Linked DNA regions of Homo sapiens: region 1 is linked to region 2. A link is a loop called in an ENCODE intact Hi-C map of the cell type or tissue named here. Cell type or tissue: PC-9. All regions are shown on one strand. Each heading gives the region's core, and the rest is flanking DNA. Links, peaks and the distances in the headings are about the cores only.

What was found. A loop is a pair of places that touch in the nucleus more often than their neighbours do. Peaks named below come from ENCODE experiments on the same cell type or tissue, not always from the same donor. Only the 100,000 strongest peaks of a DNase experiment are listed, where the experiment ranks them.
Region 1: it touches region 2 in a loop (30-fold over the local background); 2 of 110 quality-filtered maps call a loop at or near these places.

The regions. Positions count from the first base shown.
Region 1 is chr4:87,981,330-87,989,888 of GRCh38, forward strand. It overlaps SPP1 (secreted phosphoprotein 1), which reads left to right. Exons shown (of 7, transcript NM_001040058.2): 6 at 146-469; 7 at 1,163-2,082. The coding sequence ends at 1,567. Among named protein-coding and RNA genes, the nearest start is that of SPP1, 9.9 kb to the left of the region's middle. In PC-9, for the core only: CTCF peaks have their summits at 4,472 (motif pointing left) and 4,671; no DNase peak of the experiment used is centred there.
Region 2 is chr4:88,511,982-88,520,611 of GRCh38, forward strand. No RefSeq gene overlaps it. Among named protein-coding and RNA genes, the nearest start is that of PIGY, 7.5 kb to the right of the region's middle. In PC-9, for the core only: a CTCF peak has its summit at 3,863 (motif pointing left); a DNase peak (open chromatin) is centred at 3,850.

The DNA.
Region 1 (8,559 bases), core at 1-8,000, 530 kb before region 2:
AGCTCCTAAAAGCCATGGTATGTACTGTGAATGCAAAGATTCTGAAACTAAATAAAAAGAAAGATAGTAAAAGACTAATGTGCTATAAAGGCTAAGGGAAAATAAAAACCCATATATTAATTTTCCCGGCCATCTTAATTTTCAGACCCTTCCAAGTAAGTCCAACGAAAGCCATGACCACATGGATGATATGGATGATGAAGATGATGATGACCATGTGGACAGCCAGGACTCCATTGACTCGAACGACTCTGATGATGTAGATGACACTGATGATTCTCACCAGTCTGATGAGTCTCACCATTCTGATGAATCTGATGAACTGGTCACTGATTTTCCCACGGACCTGCCAGCAACCGAAGTTTTCACTCCAGTTGTCCCCACAGTAGACACATATGATGGCCGAGGTGATAGTGTGGTTTATGGACTGAGGTCAAAATCTAAGAAGTTTCGCAGACCTGACATCCAGGTAAATCCTTTAACAGACACACCTGATGGTTCTGACTAGCGCTCAAGTCTAGGAAACCACAGTTTGCATATTCATTCATTCATTCATCCATTCATTCATCCATTCAGCAAGAATTCATTCATATTCTACTTTATGACCATTGAATACAAATCTTTTTCTGCTTGGCGGTTTTTGTAAGTCTACATAATTTCTCTCTAGATTTGATTCTCAAACACAATTCTACTTTTTGAAATCCTGGATCACTTATTTTCAGATTAAAATAAATGGAAAACACCAATTATTTAAAAAAAATAATGGTCATGTTTTGAAGTTAAATACCTAAGAGGAATTGTAGTTGCAAATTACACTGAATCCTTAGTCACAGAATCTGGATTTGACATAGCCTTGCCGTTTACTATTCTCTTTACTTTTTAACTAACAATTCACTTCCTCTTTATGTAGGTTTCAATATAATGAAACCTACCTCATAGGTTTCATTACATATGTAAGTGATGTAGTTATTAAACTAAATGAGATGACATATGTGAAAGGCCTTGGTAAAGTACTATACAAAGTAACATGCTAGTATTATTTCAGCCAGATTTAGACAATTTTTAGTATAAGATGACCTAAAAGCTAGAGAGTGGAAAAGGATTACCATATTCCCATCCCTAGCCGTTCATATAATTATTCTTCATTTGTGCCGTGATTCAGTACCCTGATGCTACAGACGAGGACATCACCTCACACATGGAAAGCGAGGAGTTGAATGGTGCATACAAGGCCATCCCCGTTGCCCAGGACCTGAACGCGCCTTCTGATTGGGACAGCCGTGGGAAGGACAGTTATGAAACGAGTCAGCTGGATGACCAGAGTGCTGAAACCCACAGCCACAAGCAGTCCAGATTATATAAGCGGAAAGCCAATGATGAGAGCAATGAGCATTCCGATGTGATTGATAGTCAGGAACTTTCCAAAGTCAGCCGTGAATTCCACAGCCATGAATTTCACAGCCATGAAGATATGCTGGTTGTAGACCCCAAAAGTAAGGAAGAAGATAAACACCTGAAATTTCGTATTTCTCATGAATTAGATAGTGCATCTTCTGAGGTCAATTAAAAGGAGAAAAAATACAATTTCTCACTTTGCATTTAGTCAAAAGAAAAAATGCTTTATAGCAAAATGAAAGAGAACATGAAATGCTTCTTTCTCAGTTTATTGGTTGAATGTGTATCTATTTGAGTCTGGAAATAACTAATGTGTTTGATAATTAGTTTAGTTTGTGGCTTCATGGAAACTCCCTGTAAACTAAAAGCTTCAGGGTTATGTCTATGTTCATTCTATAGAAGAAATGCAAACTATCACTGTATTTTAATATTTGTTATTCTCTCATGAATAGAAATTTATGTAGAAGCAAACAAAATACTTTTACCCACTTAAAAAGAGAATATAACATTTTATGTCACTATAATCTTTTGTTTTTTAAGTTAGTGTATATTTTGTTGTGATTATCTTTTTGTGGTGTGAATAAATCTTTTATCTTGAATGTAATAAGAATTTGGTGGTGTCAATTGCTTATTTGTTTTCCCACGGTTGTCCAGCAATTAATAAAACATAACCTTTTTTACTGCCTATATAATGTTTTTAAAGGTTTATTTTGGTTTCAATTGATACATAATAAGTGTACATATTTATGGGGTACGGTGTGATGTTTTGTTACATATATACATTGTATAATTATCAAAGGGTAATTATCATATCCATCACCTGAAACACTTGTCATTTATTTGTGCTGAGAACATTCAATCCTCTTTTCTAGCTATTTTGAAGTATACAATACATTATTATTGACTATAGCCAAGCTACTTTGCAATAGAATACTAGAATTTATTCCTCCTAGCTAACTGTAACTTTGTACCCATTGACTAACCTCCCCTCATCCACCTTCCCACTCTCCCAGCCGCTGGTAATCACTATTCTACTCTCTACTTCTATGAGGTCAACTTTTCTAGATTCCACATATGAGTGAGATCATGCAGTACTCTTCCTTCTGTGCTTGGCTTATTTAACTTAACATCCTCTAGGTTCGCCTATGTTGTCAAAAATACCAAGAGAAAACATGCACAAACTATACATCTAAGAAGGAATTAAAATCCAGAATACATAAGGAACTCAAACAACTTAATATCAAAAAAAAAAGAAAAAAAAAGACAACTCAAATAATCCAATTTAAAATGGGCACAAATCTGAATAGACATTTCTCAAAAGAAGACATGCAAATGGCCAACAGGTATACAGAAAAATGCTCAACATCACTAATCACCAGGAAAATGCAAATCACAACCACAATGAGATATCATCCCACCCAAGCTAAAATGGCTTTTATCAAAGAGACAAAAAATAACAGACACAGGCCAGGATTCGGGGAAAGAAGGACACTCGTACACTGGTGAGAACTGTAAATTAGTACAGCCACTATGAAAAACTGTATGGAGACTTCTCAAAAAAACAAAAATAGAACTACCATATTATTTAGCAATCCCACTGCTGAGCATATAACCAAAAGAAAGCAAATCAATATGTGGAAGAGATATCTGAACTTCAATGTTTATGGCAGCACTATTCACAATAGCCAAGATGTGCAATAAATGTAAATGTCCCTCATGATGAATAGATAAAGAAAATGTGGTATATACACACAATGGAGTACTATTTGACCATAAAAAGAAATTAAATCCTGTCATTTGCAGCAACATGGATGGAACTGGAGGTCATTATATTAAGTGAAATAAGACAGGCACAAAAAGACAAATATCGCATGTTCTCACCCATATGTGGTAGCTAGAAAAGTGGATCACATAGAGATAGACTGTAAATTGGTGGTTCTACAAGAGGCTGGGGAGGGTGAGGGTAAGGGGCAGATGAAGAAAAGTTGATTAATGGGTACAAATATACAGTTAGGTAGAAGAAATAGGATCTAGCATTTGACAGTACAGTAGGGTAACTATCAATAATTTACTGTATATACATTTGTTAAAAACCCTAAAAGACAAGAATTCAAGTGTTCCCAACATAAAGCAAAGATAAATGTTTGAGGAAATGGATATCTCAGTTATGCTCATTGGATCATTACACACTATATGCACACACAAAAACATCATATGTGCCCCCAAAATACAGACAACTATTGCATATCAATTTTTTAAATAATCAATAAATTTAAAAGGAAACTATAAAGATATTAGATAAATACATGAGTGAGTAACTTCACAGTCTGGGTGTGGAGAAACCTCTTCTAATGATGAGAAGACAATGCCATGCCATAGTCCTTGTAGATATCATTAGTCAGGTGCAGCAGCCCCTTAGGCTCCCAGCATACTTGCTGCAGTGGGCACTTCCTCACACTCACCTGCAGGTGATGGCTGGATTGATGGTGTTGTTCCCACATGCTTGGCAAGGGGCTTGGCACTGTGCTCAAATCCAAGGGCATGACCAAGTTACTCCTGGAATCACTTATTTGAATAGTGGTACTATTTAACAACTATTCCCTGCATCACTTCTCTATTAGTCAGGGTTCATTCAGAAGACAGAAAAGAGACCAGTCATTTGAACAGGGAAAATTTAATTTAAAGAATTATTAACTAGAAAGAGGAGAATAACCAGAGAGAATAAGAGAAATAAGAGAACATTAACAATACCATGGGGCTGAAAGTGCCCATATAAGGAACAACTTGCAAAAGGAGAGGCCCTCTCCTGAGATTCAGACTTCACTGGAAAGGGTACAGTCACAGCCCAAGGGATGGCAGAGAAGTCTGCTGTGTTATCCTGAGTCAGAGCTGGTCCACAGTGGTCCAACTGGTGGGCTCAAGTTGGAAAACAAGAGACTTCCCACAGGGGTTCCAGCAGACTGAGGCCAGCAAAGAAGGAAAACCATGGGGCAGGCCAGCTGAGCAGGAGGCTAGCTGGAGGGTGAGTGCCACAAGGTGCTCTGTGTGCACAGCAGTGTCCCTCCAGTGCCCTCTACTGACAAAGCTTGCCACTGTGCCAGTTGGCAAAGGAAGCACGTTCACAGGGTCCATCTCCAGCAGTATCACAGAGCAGGGCAGAGACAATGGATTTGGAGCAGGGAGGCACAAAACTGACAGGGGAAAAGGCTGATTCCTCCTAGACAACAAGAGCACAAAAATGAGCCTGGGACATTTTTTCATGATAGGATGAAAGCAAGCACGAAAGGACAAAATGGGGTTATATCCAAGGGACCAAAGAGCAGACTTGCAAGGGGCTTCCATTGGCCAAAACTGGCGTAATTTGAGCAATAACAGAATAACGACAGTAACGAATTATAACAAATTGAATTTTTAAAATTCCACTAGTATATAGTGATACTACAAAAGAGCATTAAAGAAGGAAAATTCTTCTTTACAGATGAATGCCAGCTAGTAATAAAACTAGAAGGAATGCTAACATTAAAAAATTATTTCATAACCCACAAGGAAATAATTGAGGAAGTGATCACTAATGAATGTTAAAATTATTGTGCAGAAGATGATTGAGAACATCTCACCTGGTCTCAGAGTATTCACCTGTTCTCAGAATATTACTCCACAATTATTTAATAATTCCAAAAGAAAGAAAGTGCTTTCAACCAGAGAGATTTGCAGTCACCGTCTTTAGCCAGTAATTAATGAGACTTGTAGATACGTACCACCCAGTGTGAGGCAATAAGAAATATGCAACATCATCTAGAAATTTTTGTAAAAAATGTTTACAAAATCAAATGACTAGAAAACAAGCAAATCCAGAATTTGAGCTACTCTATAATAGAACTGGTCTGAGCTTTTTTTTTTTTTTATCTTTTGAGACGGATTTTCGCTCTTTCACCCAGGCTGGCATGAAGTGGCGAGATCTCGGCTCACTGCAACCTCCCCCCGGCCCCGGGTTCAAGTGATTCTCCTGCCTCAGCCTCCCCAGTAGCTGAGATTACAGGCATGAGCCACCGCACCCGGCAGTCTGAACTTTTTAAAAAGCAGAGTTGTTAGATAAAATACAGGATACTGAGTTAAATTTGATTTTCAGATAAATAACAAATTAGCTTTTAGTATGAGCACGGGACATTTTATGCTAAAAGATGATTCATTGTTTATTTGACATTCAGGTTAACTGAGCATCCTTTTCTAAATTTTCTAAATCTGCCAATCCTACAAAACAGACAATTTGATGAGAGAAAAAGGGCAAGAGAGGAGATAGTATTCTAGATTAAAAATATACCAGGTATAAAATAGATTAAAAAATATACCAGGTATAAAAAGTAAAACATGGGCCGGGCGTGGTGGCTCATGCCTGTAATCCCAGCACTTTGGGAGGCTGAGAAGGACAGATCACCTGAGGTTGGGAGTACCCGACCAGCCTGACCAACATGGAGAAACCCCTTCTCTACTAAAAATACAGAATTAGCCAGGTGTGGTGGCACATGCCTGTAATCCCAGCTACTCGGGAGGTTGAGGCAGGAGAATCGCTTGAACCCAGGAGGTGGAGGTTGCGGTGAGCCGAGATTGCACCATTGCACTCCAGCCTGGGCAACAAGAGTGAAACTCCGTCTCAAAAAAAAAAGGTAAAACATGAACCTTGATTGGCTCCTGGATTGAAAAAGACACACAGCCATAAAAAACCTTTTGGGGACAATTGTGGCAATCTGAATATACACAGTATATTAAATGATATTGTGAAATTACTGATAATTTTCTTAGATGTGATCATTGCATTGTACATGAAAGTGAATGTTCTTACTCTTGAGAGAAGTATAATGAAATATTTAGGGATGAAGTGCCATGGTTTTTGTAATTTACTTTCCAGCGGTTCAGAAAATAATGACTGGGAGAGGAAATGTGAAGATGTAGGTTAGAGGTTACAAAGTAGCAGACATGGGGAATAAGCAAGTCTAGAGATCCAGTGTACAACATGAGGACTACTATTAATAAAATTGTACAGTATTTGGGATTTCTGCTAAATGAGTAGATTTTAGCTGCTCTTGCCACACACATAAAAAAGGCTATCTATAGGAGATGATGGGTATGTTAATTTGCTTCACTACAGAAGCCATTTTTCTGTCTATATGTATCCCATAACATTATGTTGTATACCTTAAATATACACAATAAGATTTCTTTTTAGCTTTTTGGAAAGTGGCGACTGAGTCTGTGGGTGCTGCCCCAGGAGTGGGAGCTATCATACACCCTCCTCTTCCAATCCATGTTGCAACCAATAAAGGCTGTTTCTACAGTGTTAAAAAAAAATTCAACGGTAGGCTGTCATCAGGGGAAAAAAATTAGTAAGAAGTCAGAAAAAAGGTATACAGAAAGAGAAGAAACTATGGGGAAAAGCATATTATTCTTTTAACTTTTCTCAAGGTTTAAAAATGTTCCAAAAATTGGAAGTAGGAGGATAGAGCAGGGAGAACAGAAAAATGTACAATGAATAATGTCCATCAGATAGTGTCTCAGACATAGGTATAAAAGTCTCAGAACAATTCCCTCATTATTCACCTCACAAGATCATAAAAAAGGCATTCATAAATTTTTATAAATAAAAAAAGTGTCAAGACCAATTTCCCATCACCTATGCGTTTTTCAATAACCCTGTAGATACTCCCTTTGATGCAGGTCTTCTTTAGTCAAACAATCTTTTCATCCCTTGCCCATGGCAATGATATGGCCTAACTGTGAATCAAAGTATTTGTCCTGGTTCCTGGCATAGCCTTTTCTCCTCTGCCACCCCCAGTTTTTCAAGTTTCTAGTAACAATTGCTCCAAATCCTGTTTGATTGCAATTATAGCATAATGGCCAAGTTTCCATGGGATTCAGCTTTGTCAGTGGAGCAAGGCAGAGGCAAAGAACTATAATGAGCAATTCTGATATTGACCTGTACTGAGCATGCAAAAAGGACCTTAAAAACCTATTTGTAGACATTAAAGAAAAGATTGTTTTCTACTTCACAATTTCATAAGGTAGTTTTTTATACTTCTTCAATTTAGTAGCTCACTTACTGAAGCATAATTATATTCTCCGCTCAAAACATCCAGAAAGCATGCATTCTCTAAAACATTGCAAGTTGAACTTCAACGTTATTTCAATGCAGACTCTTTGACTTATCTATTTTATTCTAAATACCACAGTGACTCGTGTTTGACTAATCCAATGTGATTATTTTAATCCAGAGTGTAGATGGATATTGCATATTAGATCCAAATTTCTGATAACATTCCCCCAAAGATGCAAACACGTAAGTCCCAAAGACCTATGTAGCTGAATCTGCTCTTCTAGTCACATTGAAAGAGCATAGATCAGCAACCAGAAAGAGAAAAGAGCGGTGGCCTCTGAGGCTCCACCAAAAAAATGTGGGGCAGACCTAAGGGGAAATCTAAAAGTAGGGTGCCAAAGGTGTCCTTAGTATTACTGACATCATTTATAATGTATCGAGGTTTCATTTTGAAGTTATTATTGAGTAAAAGAACAAAATTCTTGTAAGGAAATGATACCGCTAACTTTTTGAAGGTTGGGAGAAAGAGGGAGGGGAGGGCTTACTCTAGGTATAGCTCAAATACTTGAATTTCCCATACATCATCTTCTTTATCATTCCAGATACAGGCGGTGGAGAGGAAGCAGGGCAGGAGCTGACACCATGCAGAATGCAGCCAGGCTGGACCTCGCGGTGCCTCCTGAGACCCCTCGGGGGGTGGTGAGGGTCCAATAAATGACCCAAGTTCCAATCTCAGGGAACTAGAAGAAAAGCCAAACAAACCATCATAGGCAGAAGAAGGGAAATAGTAAAGATATCAGTGAAAACCAATGAAATTGAAAACAGGAAAGCAACAGAGAAAATTAAACAAAAGGCTGGTTTTTGTAAAAAAAATTAATAAAATTGAAAATCTTCTAGTGAGATGGACACAGGTAAAAAGAGAGAAGACACAAATCTCCCATATCGGGAATTAAACAGGGGAGATCCCGCAGCCATTAAAGGGCTAATAGAGGAAGACTACTGTTATGAGGTGAATGTATTCCCCCAACCCAAAAAGAAATGTTAAAGTCCTAACCCCCAATATCTCAGAATGTGAC
Region 2 (8,630 bases), core at 258-8,257:
CAGAATTTAGGGCAACTTTGAGATGAAAGATAATTTGCCTCCGTCCCTAAGTCACAAGGATGACTTTTTAAGGAGTTACCTTGGCTCATAGTTTTGTAAGAGATGCTTACGGCGCAGGAGAAACAAGAGAGGAACAAGTTTTTGAAACTGGTTAAAGACAATGGTCTGTTAAGAGGGTACAAGAGTCCAATTATGATTAATAAAATAAGATATTCAAGGCCAACCTATAAAACATGCAACCTGAAAGTATTTGAAGGATAGCTCACAATAGGTAGAAAATGAACAGTGTCTTTCATTTGCTAACACAATAAAACAAATTAATAATAAGACAAGATACAAATTCAACACCAGTGAGTAAATGTTTTCCTCTGTTATGAAGTGGTATTTATATTCTCAAGCAGAGAGAAAATGGGATAAAATAAAATCTATCTTATTTAATATATATTTTTAAATGTGTGCTAAATTATGTTTGTTATAGAAGAAAGAGCAATAGTTGTACCTGGTGTGTGATGTCCACCCATTAGACCTAACTTGATAGAGTGGGGTCTACCTCTGGAATTTCCTACTCTTTTTTTTTTTTTTAGATGGAGTTTCACTCCGTTGCCCAGGCTGGAATGCAGTGGCGCGATCTCAGCTCACTGCAACCTCTGCCTCCTGGGTTCAAGCGATTCTCCTGCCTCAGCCTCCCGAGTAGCTGGGACTACAGGCACGTGCCACCACGCCCGGCTAATTTTTTTTATTTTTAGTAGAGATGGGGTTTCACCGTGTTAGCCAGGGTGGTCTTGATCTCCAGACCTCGTGATCCACCCACCTTGGCCTCCCAAAGTGCTGGGATTACAGGGGTGAGCCACCGCGCCAGGCCTGGAATTTCCTACTTGTTAGCCATCTATAAACCCACTTCTATCACCCTTTGTTTCTTTCTCCCTCCCTGTCTCTGAGGAGAGGTGTCTGATTGCATTCCTTTCCGCCTCCAAGACCTCCATCATTTCTCCATGCTTTCCTATATCTTTGTTTTTTTGTTTTGTTTTGGTTTTTTTGTTTTTGTTTTTTTTTTTTTGAGACAGAGCCTCGCTCTATTGCCCAGGCTGGAATGCAGTAGTGCGATGCTGGCTCACCACAACCTCTGCCTCCCCACAACCTCTGCTTCCTGGGTTCAAGCGATTCTCATGCCTCAGCCTCCCAAGTAGCTGGAATTACAGGCATGCACACCACACCCAGCTAATTTTTATATTTTTGGTAGAGACAGTGTTTGGCCATGTTGCCCAAGCTGGTCTCAACTCCTGGCCTCAGGTGATCCACCAACCTTGGCCTCCCAAAGTGCTGGGATTACAGGCGTGAGCCACTATGCCCAGCCAGCTTTCCTGTATCTTCTAATCTTCAATTGCTTCACCACAGGCTCTTCCATATCCACATTTCTGCCATTAAGATAATACATTTTAGAATTTTCCTCTTCATTATATAATCCCCCTTTTCCTTCTTCCTGTTCTTTTTCCTAAAAATCTGCAATTAGGAAATTCCTGCCTTAATCTCTCCATGACACTGTGATCTGCCCTCCAGTCCCCCACTTCTCCCACTCAGACTGCTCCAGTAAATGTCACAGATGACTTTTTTTGTTGTAAAAATCAACAGAAACTTGTTATTTCCATCTTAAATCATTTCTACTGCATTTGAAACTGTTGACTACTTTCTCCTTGAAACGAGACTGTTGCTCTCCTTTTCTTGACTTATTTTCCATTTCCTTTGTATCCTTACACCCCCAACCCCTGGACTCCTGATCAAGTCTCTGGCTTCAGTTATTACTGGGCCCGCGGCTAACGTGTCTCCTCTTTAAGCTGATAGATGAGGTCTACCTGTGATACCTGGAGCTATACCTCTGACCTAAAGGAATTCATATATTCCAGCACGATAGCCATTTTTCTATATAGTCTATGTCACTACCTGCATGCCCCTTGGCTCTGTAATCTGAACATTTGCAAGGAGAAAGTTGTCATTTTTTATTCCAAAAATGTTTTTCCATATTTCACAGCTTGGAGTGATCCCACCAATATCTTCAAGAAGAAGCCTACAGTTATCTTCCATTTCTCCCTCTCTTTTACCACATTCCACATGCAAGTCAAGTTCTAATAATTTTAGTTTTAACATCTCTGTAACCCCACTACTGCCAGTGCACTAAGCTCAAGATCATCATCTACTGGCTGGGTGCAGTGGCTCACACCTGTAATCCCAGCACTTTGGGAGGTCGAGGCAGGTGGGTCACCCGAGGTCAGGAGTTCGAGACCAGCGTGGCCAACATGGTGAAACCCTGTCTACCAAAAATACAATAATTAGCTGGGTACGGTGGCAGGTGCCTGTAATCCCAGCTACTCGGGAGGCTGAGGCAGGAGAATTGCTTGAACTCGAGAGGTGGAGGTTGCAGTGAGCTGAGATTGTGCCATTGCACTCCAGCCTGGGCGAGAGAGCAAGACTCAGTCTCAAAAAAAAAAAAAAAAAAAATCTCTTGTCCCATCACTTTATTAGCCTCTCAACATTCTCCTTGTATCTAGACCAACACTGCCCAACAGAGCTTCCTGTGAAGCTGGAAATCTGTATCTGCACTATCCAATAAGTTGGACTCCTCTGTAGGTAAGGCTTTGTCTTTGAAGAATTTTGAAAAGTAAACACATTCATTGGCAGCAGTGGGAAAAACAGTCTAGAACTGTGCCATCCTATATTGGCTCTTTAATAAAAATTCAATAAATGTAAAAGATTCTCAGTCACATTAGTCACATTTCTAGTACTCAATATCTACATGTGACAAGTGTTTACTGTACTGTAAGTATGAACACTTGCCACAGCAGGGATCTGTAACATACAAACCCTCTGGAATGCTGCACGTGCTTTTTTTTCTTTTTCCTTTTTTATGGGAAAAAGAGCCATAGTGTTTATCAGCTGCACAAATCCAAACAATTTAAAAGTCAGGTAATAAATTCCGATTTCACTGACACTGACTATTATTACAGCTCCCGAATCCCTCTTGATGTGCCCTGTGTACAGTTCCAGCCTCATCTCCCACTGTTTGGGCGATTTTCTTATTGTGCAAACATCACAGAGTATACTTACGCGCTGTGTTTGTAAGTACACTCTGTGATGTTTGCACAATGCTACAAACCTGTACAGCATGTGTACTGTTCTGAACACTGTAGGCAATTGTAACACAATGGTCAATATTTGTATATCTAAAAATAGAAAAGGTACAGTAAAAATATGATATAAAAGATAAAAAATGGTACTTACCATGAATGGAGTTTGCAGGACTGGAAGTGGCTCTAAGTCAGTGAGTAAGTGGTGAATGAATGTGAAGGCTTAGGACATTACACCACTGTAGACTTTATAAACACTGTACTCTTAGGCTACACTAAATTTATTTTAAAAATAAAGCAATTCCTTTACAACATTATGACAGCTATGACGCTACTAGGCAACAGGAATTTTTAGCTCCTAATATAATCTTATGGGACTACCGTTGTATATGTGGTCTGTTGTTACTGGAAACATCATTAAGCAGCCCATGATTCTATTTCAGTTTCTTGAATGGGCCCAGTCTCTTATTCTGTGTTTTCACACATGCTTTTTCTTTTGCCTGGAACCCTCTTCCCATTGCACCACTATCTCTCCCTGTTCCTCACCTCCTCGCTTCAATTCTGCCTCCTCCTCTGTCTTGGTTATTCCTATTCATTTTTCAGGATTCACGTCGGCTGTCATGGCATTCTGCTGGATGCTACCTAGCTCTGCATTTCAGCAGTGCACTTGTCTTTCTGCTTCCTTCTGAGGGATCAATTGCCAGTGGTCCCATGAGTTAACCAAAAGTGCCATCTAGTGGCAAATGCGGAAGACAACACTCGCTTCCAAATGGAGCATTTCACTAAGAGGGACAAAACTTGGAATAGTGGACAGGCTTTCTCCACCACTACACACAGTAGGGAGAATCTACCGTGGCTCTTGGCTCTTCTAGATAGTTTTACATTTTCTACCTAATTTAAAACTCTCCCTTGGTCTGGAAGTAGGTATCATAATTTTCATCTTACAGATGCAGTCTCAAGTTCAGAGGGGCCTCCTTAAAATCCCCTTCTTTGGGCCGGGCACGGTGGCTCACGCCTGTAATCCCAGCACTTTGGGAGGCCGAGGCGGGCGGATCACGAGGTCAGGAGATCTAGACCATCCTGGCTAACACGGTGAAACCCCGTCTCTACTAAAAATACACGCCTGTAATCCCAGCACTTTGCGAGGCCAAGGCGGGCGGATCACAAGGTCAGGAGATTGAGACCATCCTGCCTAACACGGTGAAACTCCATCTTTACTAAAAAATACAAAAAATTGGCCGGGCGTGGTGGCGGGCGCCTGTAGTCCCAGCTACTCAGGAGGCTGAGGAAGGAGAATGGCGTGAACCCAGGAGGCAGAGCTTGCAGTGAGCCGAGATTGCGCCGCTGAACTCCAGCCTGGGCGACAGAGCGAGACTACGTCTCAAAAAAAAAAAAAAAAAAAAAAAAAAAAAAAAAAATCCCCTTCTTTGCAGGATTGGCTGCAAATAAAGAAGGACAGTAGGTCACAATAGGCCAGGTTTTGCTCCCTCAGGATGGGAATTTCTCATTTAGAGCTGGTGGGAAGGATCTCATTAACGTGGTTAAAGATGATTTGTCAGTGATGCAGCTGAGGACACTTAAAAAGAGAATCTTGTTAAGAGTCTCTAAGGAAGCAGTAGGTCCCCTGGCATTGTGAAGTCAGCGGATTATTGAGAAGGAGGAGGAGTGGGGAAGAGTTTCATTAATGTAGGAATAAGGCAGTGTTCCTCATGGTGGGTTTACAGTGTAACAAATGGAAGTGTTGGGGTCAAAGCCATGGCGTGCAGCATGAGGTACGTAATGGGCAGCTTGTGTCCCTGTGAACAGATATGAAGCCAGGATGATTTGCTAGTGAGAAGCTTGGGAAGGAACACTAGAAACCTGTTGAATTCCCAATACAGGGTGTCATATTTCATAGGGTCACTAGAAGTAGCACAATGGGTGGACAAAATTTAGAAGGCGTAAGACCTGCATTCACTTTTGGCCATGCCTCTAACCAGCATCTGACCTCCAGCAAGTGACCTGGAACCACTGAGCCTTAGGCTGGACACTGAGATACTGCTTTTTTAATTTTCCTCTAACAACTTTATTGAGATATAATTCACATAGCATGTAACTCAGCCATATATAGTGTACAACTCAATGGTTTTTAGTATCTTCACAGAATTGTGCAAGCATCACCATAGTCAATTTTTCTGTTTGGGGTTTTTCTTGTTTTTTTTTTTGAGACAGGGTCTTGCTCGGTTGCCCAGGCTGGAGTGCAGTGGCATGATCATGGCTCACCACATCCTTGACCTCCTGGGCTGGATTCTCCCACCTCAGCCTCCTGAGTAGCTGGGACCACAGGCACATACCACCATGCCCAGCTAATTTTTTTTTTTTTTAGATTTTTAGTTTTTTGTAGAGACAGGGTCTCCCTATGTTGCCCAGGCTGGTCTCGAACTCCCGGGCTCAAGTGATCCTCCCAGCTTGGCCTCCCAAATTGCCACCATAGTCCATTTTAGAACATTTTTATCACCCCAAAGAGAAACCTTGTACCCTTTAGCCAAAACTGCACAATCTCCCCCTTCTTCTCCAGCTCTATGCAGCTACTAATCTACTGTCTGTCTGTAGAGATTGACTATTATGGACATTTCAAATAAATGAAATTAGACTATGTGACCTTTCGTAACTGGCTTCTATGACTTAGCATGATGTTTGCAAGGTTCATCCATAGTCTAGCATATATCAGTACTTTATCACTTTATATTGCCAAATATTATTTCATTATATTCATATCACATTTTATCTATCTATTCATCAGTTTATGGACGTTTGGGTTGTTTCTACTTTTTGGCTATCCTAAATGATGCTGCTATGAACATTTGCATACAAGCTGTCGTGAATACTTAAGTTCTCACTTCTCTTGAGTATATACCTGGGAGTAAAATTGCTGCGTCATGTGGCAACTCTACATTTGACCTTTTGTGGTCTTGCTGTTTTCCAAAGAAGCTGCAACATTTTATATTCTCACCAGCAGTGTATGAAGGCTTAAGAGGTCTTTTAAAACTGCTGATCTGTTCATAAAAGTGTCAATAAGAGGCTGGGCATGGTGGCTCACTCCTGTAATTCTAGCACTTTGGGAGGCAGAGGAGGGTGGATCACTTGAGATCAGGAGTTCAGGACCAGCCTGGCCAACATGGTGAAACCTCGTCTCTACTAAAAACACAAAAATTAGCCAGGCATGGTGGTGCACCCCTGTAATCCCAGCTACTGGGGAGGCTGAGACAGGAGAATCACTTGAACCCAGGAGGCGGAGGTTGCAGCGAGCAGAGATCGTGCCACTGCACTCCAGCCTGGGTGAGAGTGAGACTCTGTCTCAAACAACAGCAACAACAAAAAAGTGTCGATAAGATATAGAAGCATTACTTTTATCTAGCCACATATCAAGTGCTCAATTCCTTTTTTCCTCTTGCTGTGCTATTGTTATGTAATCACATCTGTATGTTACAAACTCAATACTTAGTTATAATTATTTTATATAATCTGATGTATCTTAAACTGAGAAAAGGACAGCAAGTATATATTTATAGCATTCATTACATTATTTATCTCTTATGGTTCTCTTCATGTATTTTTATGAATTCAAGTTACTATCTGGTATCATTTTCATACTGCAAATACAGCTTTGCTTACCTCCATTTCCTTTGTGATGTTAATGCTAAATATGTTATATATGTTACAGGCTCCCAAATACAATGCATCTTGCATAAACATGGTTTTTTTATATAATTGCCCTATAAATAAGAATGACAAAACACGCATTTATACTGTCTTTTATAATTACATAATTACCTTTACTATGCTGATGGCCTATGCCTCCGAGGAGGTACCATAACCCTCAACTAGGAGCTGGGGGAAGAGCGAGCCCCGTGTTCTTGATTACACTCTCCTGGAGTGGCCATCGCCAAACAGAGGGAGCAGAAAACAAGTGGTTGGTGGGTCAGATGACAAAAACTTGCTGTTCTTATTAAGTTTCAGTAGGTTTCCTTGAATGTTTCTTCATTTAATGAGCTGTATGCCTTTAGGACAATTTCCAGACCATTTAAATGGTTGTTTTGTTTATAATTTTCACTAGTTAGGCTTGTTTCCCTGGTGAATGGGTCCACAAAGTTCCTCACGTGGTCTCTAGAAGTATCACTTAGTTCTTTACAAAGTACCCTCGCAGGTAAAATTTTATTTCATCCTCACCATTTTATGAAACAAGGGTAAGGACTTTTTAGCCCTAAAAATGAGGCCCAGAATGCTAAGTAACTGGCTGAAGTTATAAGGCTTCTCAGAGCCATGTGTTCACTCAGGAGGCACTTAGTGCCTGCTCTGTGCTAAACATTAGATTTAAAATGTTCAGCATTTACTGTATAGACAGGAGACAAAAACCAGACAATTGCAGCACAAGGTTAAGTGCTAGAATAAAGCATACGGTGCCTTAAGCAATAAGAAGGGTACTGGCTGGGTGCGGTGGCTCACTCCTGTAATCCCAGCACTTTGGGAGGCCGAGGCGGGTGGATCGCTTGAGCCCAGGAGTTGAGACCAGCCTGGACAACATGGTGAAACCCCATCTCTACAAAAAAATACAAAAAAAAAATTAGCCAGGCATGGTGGCACATGACTGTAGTCCCAGCTACTTGGGAGGCTGAGGTGGGAGAATCACTTGAACTCAGGAGGTGGAGGCTGCCGTGAGCCATGATCGTACCATGCCACTGCACTCCAGCCTGGGCAACAGAGTAAGACCCTGTCTCAAAAAAAAAAAAAGGAGGGGATTGGGTGGTCACCTAGTCCAATCTTGAATAAGAATTAGAAACTAAGCATTTTGATTTCTCTGTTTTTCTTGTAAATAGAAAGGACCAAATAGCCCAAAATAAAGTGGCACATGGCTTGGTAGTTAAGACTGAAGCCAGATGGCTAGATGGTTTACATTTCCATCCAATTATTAGCTATGTTACCTTGGGTAAGTCACTTAATCTCTCTGTGCTTGTTTCCTTATCTGTAAAATGGTGCCAATATTACCTACTCTTTAGGGTTATACGATTGAAGACACAGCACTGTGTTTATAATTGTACCTGGTATATGTTTATACTGTAACAACTGATTGCTAAATAAATTCTATTAGTGAGGGGATGGTGTTAAATACTAAACCCCCCCAGGGCATTCTTGTCAGTGTTTCCTGAAATAGTAAAACACTCAACTTCCAAATGCTGAAATTGAAATTGACTTCTTGAGATATAGTATGTACTTGTTTTTCAGAATTGTTTCCTTTTCCCTGACTTGGTTAAGTGTGAGATTTAGGGTTAATTGAAAAGAACAACTCTTCAGGAAATACCTGGGAACCTGTAGTCTTTCAGGTTATCTGTATGTTGCCATAGGGTAATTTTAACATGTTGTTTGTACTACAGTATACCTTGAATTCAAAAGAAAACACATCTAACATGTTTTAATTTTTTGATGCAGAAGAATCACTGTTTAAGGTTTCTGTTAACATAAGATTCCAATAAA